2 separate regions of the Homo sapiens genome follow, and region 2 is linked to region 1. Evidence: chromatin loops called from intact Hi-C (ENCODE). Cell type or tissue: Calu3. All regions are shown on one strand. Links, peaks and the distances in the headings refer to the core of each region. The heading gives the core; the rest is flanking DNA. Region 1 overlaps TRAF3IP2 (TRAF3 interacting protein 2). Region 2 overlaps LOC105377944 (a long non-coding RNA gene).

Region 1 (4,394 bases), core at 9-4,008:
TGGCCATGACTCAGACAAATCAGACCAAAGTTTACCTAATGCCTCAGCAGACTCCTTGGGCGGTAGCCAGGAGATGGTGCAACGGCCCCAGCCTCACAGGAACCGAGCAGGCCTGGATCTGCCAACCATAGACACGGGATATGATTCCCAGCCCCAGGATGTCCTGGGCATCAGGCAGCTGGAAAGGCCCCTGCCCCTCACCTCCGTGTGTTACCCCCAGGACCTCCCCAGACCTCTCAGGTCCAGGGAGTTCCCTCAGTTTGAACCTCAGAGGTATCCAGCATGTGCACAGATGCTGCCTCCCAATCTTTCCCCACATGCTCCATGGAACTATCATTACCATTGTCCTGGAAGTCCCGATCACCAGGTGCCATGTAAGTGATCTTTACCTCCTCTGGGCATTCTGGGCTGGGTGACTGAAGAAACAAGGGCCTCACATCAATGCTTCGTGTCACTAGGCTGGCATGAACAGGTCAGAATGCAGGGAGGGCATTCTGCTTCTCTTAGGGGCTTTCCATGTGTGGCTGGATTTGCAAAGGGCCTGCAGAGAATGCTTTTTCTTAGCCTAAAGCCTGTCCCACTTGGAGTCTCCTTCTCTAGGGACCTTTAAGGACAAAATGGGTTCCTCTGTCTGGGTTAGTTTAACAAACCTGCCTAGAAGCAGAGAGATGACCAAAATGATTTCTAGAAAATGTATTTTTTGTTCTAATCTTTGGGCATATGGGTTCTTCCTTCTCGTCATCTTTCTTCCCCATCTTAGACTTGGCAGAGAAAGGGCTTTTAGTCAAAAACAAAGCAAAACAAAACAAAAAACCAGAAGGTGCCCAGAATGTCATTGAGACTCTGGGATTCGGGCCATTACATGAAAATGAAGTTGTTTCTGTGATTTTGCTGCTTAAATCCTTTTGGACACTTGAGCCATCCACAGCTACCCTACATTCCAGCCACTCTAAGACTGGCAGTCCCCCTACTTGTCGCGATGGTTCACATCTCCATGCGTTTGCCAGGCTCTTCTCTCTCTTGGGGATGTTCTTCCCCTTCTGGTGTGTTTGACCCAGTTTCAATACACCTTTTAAAAAAACTGCTTTATCGAGATCTAATATACATACTGCAAGGTTTACCCTTAACCCATTTTAAATAAAAAATTCAATAAGTTTTAGTATATTTACAGAGTTATGCAACCACCATCATACACATTTTTTGAGACTTAGCTCAAGTGTCCCTCTGGAAACCTCCCCAGATCACGTTCTCCTTCAGGGCCTCTGTCTCCCTCCTGCTCTGGCCCTGTTGGGACACCTAACACCAGCATGGCATCTAATTATGTACGTGTCTCCTCTCCTTCTAGACTGCAAGTTTTTATGCATCTGCAAATGCAAACGTGTACTTTCAATTCATAATTCCCCAGGATTTAAGCACAGTGTCTGGCACATACTAGACTCTCAATAAACTACTTCCGAAATAATAATATGTATCAGTGCAGGAAGCATCTCTGAAAGTGATAAGTCTTAGGTTGAGATAAAAGGTTCTATCACCATTTTTTTTTTCCTACTACCATTCTTGATGTTAAATCTCCGCTGAGGCCACTGGAAAATAACAAAAGGGCTTTACAGATGAAACACAGGGCTGTGAGGCCTGATATTTTTCTTAGCAAATAAACACTGGACAGAAAGTAGTTCAGAGTGTAAGAAGTGCCTGACCAAAGGCCTGATGCGCAGCTTTAAAATAAATTATAGAAATAATTACAAATGCTGTAATCAACCATAATTTACATATTAGTACATGTATACTAAGTATAAAGCTTCCTAAAGTGAAGAGAGCAACACAGTAATTCATAACTCAAAAAAGAAAAAAACAAAGAGGAGATAGAGAAATGTAACTTAGAAGATGCTTGGAAGAAATAGGTAAGAATGAGTGTGAGATCAGGAATGAGGGCAGGGGCTGGGGAAGCAGGAGGGTGTAAGGAGAATGGGGCCTTGGGCTGGAGCGGGAGAAAGAGCCTCTGATGCCTAAAACTGGGACGTGGTGTATAAATGCTGGGAAGTCAACAGAGTGGGAGTGCATGGATGCCACCCCTGCTCTAAGCGCCCAGTCATAGGGTGGGTGTGGTGGTGGATTCCCTTAAGTATGAATCACTGAGAACTGAATGTTGGCAAGGTCAAGGCTGTATTTCTCAGTGATTGCCAGGTTTAAAAGGAGTAATTTGTGAGAATAATACCATAAACTACTTTTTAACATTCTGTTATCTGTATTTAAAGGTAAGTTTTCACCAGGCACGGTGGCTCACCCCACTTTGTAATCCCAGCACTTTGGGAGGCCAAGGTGGGTGGATCACTTGAGATCAGAAGTTTGAGACTAGCCTGGCCAACATGGTGAAACACTGTCTCTGCTAAAAATACAAAAAGAATTAGCCAGTTGTTGTGGCGGGCGCCTGTAATCCCAGCTACTCGGGAGACTGAGGCACAAGAATTGCCTGAACCTGGGAGGCAGAGGTTACAGTGAGCCGAGACTGCACCTGGGCGATGACACAGTGAGACTCCATCTCAAAAAAAAAAAAAAAAAAGATAATTTTTCTGATCATTATAATATTTGGTCACTCCCAAAATTAAAATATGCCCAGAAGTTCAAAAAAGAAAAGAAAAAGTTTTCATATTTCTGCCACCCAAATAGAATTCCTTATTAGGGTTTTGACATATCAATTTTCAGTGTTTTTTTCTTTGCATATATTTTTAATCTAAAATTAAAATAGTTTTCAGTGACATTGAGTACTTATTCCAGAATCATTTAAAACTGCTTCATTGTATTTCATCAGACGCATCTACCAAATTGTTATGAACCTATTCTTTATTGTTGGACATTTAAAATAGTTTCCAGTTTTCTGATCCAATAAGCAATGCTATGGCAAGCATTGCATACATATGTTTTTAACTGCACTTCCGATTAACTCCTTAGATTAATGCGAAGAACTGTGAATACTTAAGGCTTTGTGATACAGTCCCAAGCAGCTGACTCTGACTACTAACAAGGGAAAGCCTCATTGTGATAGACAAAAAAAGCACTGACTCAATGTTATAATGAAGGTCCCAGGACCTTCTGGAAAATACTTCCCACGGAAAATACTTTTCCTGTTGTTGGAGCTGAAACAGCGCCATTGGCAATCCAGTCTTTGGAGGTGAGCGTTGTCCCATTGGGGCAGGCTCCTTTAAAAGGCAAACACTCCTGACTGGGAACACTTTTTGTCCCTATTGCCCCAGGACCTGCTTTCTTTCATCATTTCACCATCCCCTTGCTCTCTGTATTATTTCCTTCTGTTAGGGGGTTGGGGAGAGACATCTAGGATCCTTGGGGCGAAAAGAGGTGTTGAAAGGCAGAGGGGAGAGAATGGGGATAGGAGAGGGGAATAATTCACAGAAGATACACAAATAGCCAATATGAAAATTAAACCAAGCTCAATATCATTAGATTTAAGAAGTGCAAAATTCTTAAAGATACCTTTTCCTTGATTAGTTGTGCAAAAATAAAAACTTTGGACAACATCCAGTGTTAGTGGAGTTAGAGAGAAATGAATATTCCCAATCACTCTTGATAGGAGTGTAAATTGGTGCAATCTCCCAGAAGGCAATTTCACTATCACAGTTTTATATGTGCTTCCTCTTTGGCCCAGCAGTTTCACTTATAGGAATCTGTCCTATAGAAACATTAAACAAGCATATACAAATACAAGAACAAGAATGTTTATTAAAGCATTGTTGCATTAGAGTAAAAACAAAAACAATTACAATGCCTATCAATAAGGGGCCAGATAAGTCATTTGTGATTTATGTATACTATGGACTACTAGGCCCATGTTGCACTGAATACACATTCTGACATCAAAAAGATTAAGTTGAAAGGCAAGAGCTGCAGTGATGATCCCATCCATGTTTATTTTTTAAAAACTATATAGGTTTATATATACATATTAAGTCTAGAAGGATCTAGTGGTGATCTTGGTGGGGAGGGGAGCAGGGAATTAAGAGGAGACAGGTATATTTTCCTTCTAATTTCATATACTTTTGTTGATTTTTAAAAATAGCAAACGGCCGGGTGCAGTGGCTCACACCTGTAATCCCAACACCTTGGGAGGCAGAGGAGGGCAGATCACTTGAGGTCAGGAGTTCAAGACCAGCCTGGCCAATATGGTGAAATGTTGTCTACTAAAAATACAAAAATTAGCCAGCCATGGTGGTGGGCACCTGTAATCCCAGCTACTCGGGGAGGCTGAGGCATGAGAATCACTTGAACCCGGAAGGTGGAGGTTGCAGTGAGCTGAGATCGCGCCACTGCACTCCAGCCTGGTCAACAGAATGAGACTCAGTCTTAAAAACAAAAACAAAAACACATAGAAAACATAAAAA
Region 2 (4,394 bases), core at 326-4,325, 53 kb before region 1:
GCCTGACCTCCAGCAGAGAGTCCCAGAAGATCACAGACTTACAGGGTATGAGGGACTGTTTTTCAGGGCAAGCCCCTGGTTTTGTAGATGAAGCTGTTCAGAAAATATACTGAAAACTCCCACTAGCTTTATTCCTGTCCCCTACCTCATCCTTGTCAGAATGTCTCCACGTGGAATGGTGTCCAGTGCCCTCTCCCTGGGCTGGCCACACTTTAGGATGCCCCACCTTGATTCTCATGCCCTCTTTTGATAAATGCAACTATCTCAAGTACCTCGTCTTACCCTTCCAAGATTCAGATAAACTCCCCCAGGGGTGGGATGGGACCAGGGTGGGATGGCGATGCCCTGTAGAGGGCAACCTAGCCATTAACAGGGACTTTCTCCAGCCGCTGAATGGAGTCTTGCTCTGTCACCCAGCCTGAAGTGCAGTGGTGCGATCTCAGCTTACTGCAACCTCCGCCTCCTGGATTCAAGCGATTCTCCTGCCTCAGCCTCCCAAGTAGCTGGGACTACAGACATCTGCCACCATGCCCAGCTAACTTTTTGTATTTTTAGTAGTGACGGGGTTTCACCATGTTAGCCAGGATGGCCTCCATCCCCTGACCTCATGATCTGCCTGCCCCAGCCTCCCAAAGTGCTGGGATTACAGGCGTGAGCCACCGTGCCTGGCCTCGTTTGGTTTTCTTAAAACCGAAAACCCTCAGGCAGAATTCTCCACTGCCTCCCCCACACAGGGGAAATCCTGCAGTGTGCCTTTTGCCCAGGCCACATCACATTTCCAGCTCTTCCCCTGGCTGGCTGCTTCCTCCTGAGCTTGCTGCTGACTCAAGCAACTGAGAGGGCAGGGGCTGAAAATTTAGTTAAATGCAGATTCCTAGACTCTTCTGATTTGGGGTGAAACCTAAAAATCCAGATTTAAATTTTTTTTAAAAATTTTTTAGAGACAGGGTCTCGCTCTGTCACCTCAGTTGGAGTGCAGTGGTGCAATCACAGCTCACTGCAGCCTCAATCACCTGGGCTCAAGTGATCCTCCCACCTCAGCCTCCCGAGTAGCCAAGACTACAGGTGCACACAACCATGCCCGGCTAATTTTAATTTTTGAATTTTTTGTAGAGACAGGGTCTCACTATGTAGCCCAGGTTCATCAAGCAATCTTCCCACCTTGGCCTCCCAAAGTGCTGGGATTACAGACATGAGCCACCAGTTCAGCTACATTAAATACATAATATTTTTCTTCTTAATGGCACAGTAATATATGTGTACAACCTAGTCAGTGTAAAAACAATAAACACTACAGATAAAGCAGTGACCCCCCACACACACTTCTCAACATCATACCTTACCAAAGGTAATCACTTATCAACTTGGTTTGTATCTTGGTTTGTATCTTTTTTTAAATACATTTACATAGACATGCCTTTCCTTTACATAAATGAAATCTTACTGCACATATTGTTCTGCATCTTGACTTTTCATCAAACAGTATGACTCAGAGAATTTTTCTCGCTTCTTTTTAACAAATAATATTTATTAGTATGCCATAAGGTGGAAATGGCATCATTTAACCATTCTTCTGTTGATGGATATTTAGGTTATTTCCAGATTTTCAGTGTTACAAACAACGTTACATCCTTGCCCTTTTTATGGACATCTGTAAGGCTTTCCCTTGGAGAAATATCTAGAAGTGGAATTGCTTCCATATTAATTTTAATATATTATTAAATTTAGTATCTCCTGCTGACTTGTTCCATTAAACTCCTTAGTGTAAGTGAGTAATCATCTTCCTATAATCTTCATTTTTAATAAGTTCCAGATGATTTTGATACCAGTGTCCAAGGACCATATTTTGAATATGTCAAGTAGTGGTTTATCATTTGACTATTGCTACAATAATGCTAGGCTTACAGAAATTATTCCAAAACTTAACGGCTTAAAATGACAAGTTGGATTTTTTTTTTTTTTTCTCATGGGTCTGCAGGTAGACCAGGACCCTGCTGTACTTGACTGGACTCCAGGCTCAGAGTTCCAATTTGCCCACGGCAGAACTTGGCTGCAGGCTTCAGGTCAAGTTCAGGTCTGTTTCACAGTGTTTATTCTGGGCCCAGGCTGAAGGGGGCAGTGGCTTCCTGGGAAATTCGTGTCTTATGGCTATCACAGAAGCCCTCAGAGCTAAGTTAAGCCTTTCAAACTTTCAAGACCTCAGAGTGCATCGCGATGTCTCAAATTCCATTGGCCATTCTAATAATGTGGCCAAGCACACATCAATAGGTCAGGACATATTCCCTGTACTTGAAGGGTGGGCTCTGCAATGTTATGACAAAGGGGAGTGAAGAGTCACGACCAAGTCTTTCAATCTCATCTACCGTAGTGGTGAAGGGCACAGGCTTTGGTGCCAGAAAGAAGAGTTGGTTTGAACCCCTGCTTCTGTGACACTGGGGAAATTACCAAATACAGAGTTACTCTTCCTCATTGTTGTGTTGAGATGATCCTCACCAAAAATGAATTTTAGGAGTCAACTTTCATATTTGGTTTAGAGGAAACCAATAGAAGTCAAATGTCTTTTCTTTTTTTTTTTTTTTTTTGGCACAGCTTCCCACTCTGTCACCCAAGCTGGAGTGCGGCGGTGTGATCTCGGCTCACTGCAGCCTCCACCTCCCAAGTACAAGTGATTCTCCTGCCTCAGCCTCCTGAGTAGCTGGGATTACAGGCACGCACCACCATGCCCGGCTAATTTTTTTTTTTTTTTGAAACGGATTCTTGCTCTGTCGCCCAGGCTGGAGTGCAGTGGCGCGATCTCGGCTCACTGCAAGCTCCGCCTCCCACGTTCACGCCATTCTCCTGCCTCAGCCTCCCGAGTAGCTGGGACTACAGGCGCCCGCCACCACGCCTGGCTATTTTTTTCTATTTTCAGTAGAGACGGGGTTTCACTGTGTTAGCTAGGATGGTCTTGATCTCCTGACCTCGTGATCCGCCCGCCTCGGCCTCCCAAAGTGCTGGGATTACAGGCGTGAGCCACCGTGCCCGGCCATGCCCGGCTAATTTTTGTATTTTTAGTAGAGATGGGGTTTCACCATGTTGGCCAGGCTGGTCTCAAACTCCTGACCTCAAGTAATCCACTCGCCCACAGCTTCCCAAAGTGCTGGGATTACAGGCGTGGGTCACTGCGCCACGCCAGAAATCAAATGTCTATTTATAATATGGAGTTTATTAAGTAGATTTCAAAACTGCTTTGCAGCAGCACAGCTCTTCAGTTTTCCTGTGAAACACACATTACCCTAAGTTAGAAAACCAAGTCATGACTCCCTCACATGCTCTTGTTAATATGCCATTCACACCTTCCTTTGTGTTCATTCATAATTGGAATTTAAAGAGATTCACTTATTTCTCACTGTTTTATTCCAAAAGAAAAAAAATACAGCAATTACCATAGTTCCTTAAAAGATTTAAATTTTTAAAAGTACAACCTAAAATTAGATTCATGGTGTCTTCCAGTAATTTTTATCTATTTTCATTTTATTTTTGAACTTTTTATTGAACTATAAAGCATTAATATACATAGAAACATGTTTTTTAATTAAACAGAATCAAAGATTTTTTATAATTACTTTATGAGATTTAGCTTGAGAATTTTTATCTTGAGAATTATTGACAATACTATTTAAATTTTTGATTTTTTCAGTAATTATCCTTAACATCACCCCCACCCCCACCAAATTTAGAAAATCTCATTTGTCTAGAATTTTTTAAAGAAAAAGAAAAACAACCTCAGGAATTCCAAAGTGCTGCTTACCATCAAAATGTTTTCAAAAAAGATGACTAGGCCGGGTACGGTGGCTCACGTCTGTAATCCCAGCACTTTGGGAGGCCGAGGCAGGCAGATCACCTGACATCAGGAGTTTGAGACCAGCCTGACCAATATGATGAAACCCCGCCTCTACTAAAAATACAAAAATTAGCCAGGTGTGGTGGCGTGCACCTGTAATCCCAGCTACTTGGGAGGCTGAGACAGGAGAATCACTTGAACCTGGGAGGTGGAGGTTGCGGTGAGCCGAAATCACACCATTGCACTCCAGCCTGGGCAACAAGAGCAAAACTCCATCTCAAAAAAAAAAAAAAAAAAAAAAAAAAAGACAGCTCTTCACGTGCTGAAAACAGCCTGGTCTGACTTCTCTGTAGACGTGGGAAGTTGCTATGCTTTTAGAGTTTTAGACTAAATGTGGCACTGAAGAATATAAAAATCAACACAAATGTATTAGTTTGCTAGGACTGCCATAACAAAGTACCACAGACTGGGTGGCTTAAACAACAGAAATTTCTCACAGTTCTGGAGGCTACAAGTCCAAGATCAAGGTGTCAGCAGGTCTGGTTTCTTCTAAGGCCTGTCCTCCTGGCTT

The links. Peaks named below come from ENCODE experiments on the same cell type or tissue, not always from the same donor. Only the 100,000 strongest peaks of a DNase experiment are listed, where the experiment ranks them.
Region 2: a loop joins it to region 1, with 3 times the contacts of the local background. A loop is called at or near these places in 5 of 110 quality-filtered maps.

The regions. Positions count from the first base shown.
Region 1 is chr6:111,587,238-111,591,631 of GRCh38, reverse strand. It overlaps TRAF3IP2 (TRAF3 interacting protein 2), which reads left to right. Exons shown (of 9, transcript NM_147686.4): 2 at 1-374. It also overlaps TRAF3IP2-AS1. Among named protein-coding and RNA genes, the nearest start is that of TRAF3IP2, 16 kb to the left of the region's middle. RefSeq lists an enhancer at 1-435. In Calu3, for the core only: no CTCF peak of the experiment used is centred there; DNase peaks (open chromatin) are centred at 61 and 2,091.
Region 2 is chr6:111,640,470-111,644,863 of GRCh38, reverse strand. It overlaps LOC105377944 (a long non-coding RNA gene), which reads left to right. Exons shown (of 3, transcript XR_942874.3): 3 at 1,979-2,528. Among named protein-coding and RNA genes, the nearest start is that of TRAF3IP2, 37 kb to the right of the region's middle. RefSeq lists a silencer at 1,984-2,278. In Calu3, for the core only: a CTCF peak has its summit at 2,121 (motif pointing right); a DNase peak (open chromatin) is centred at 2,113.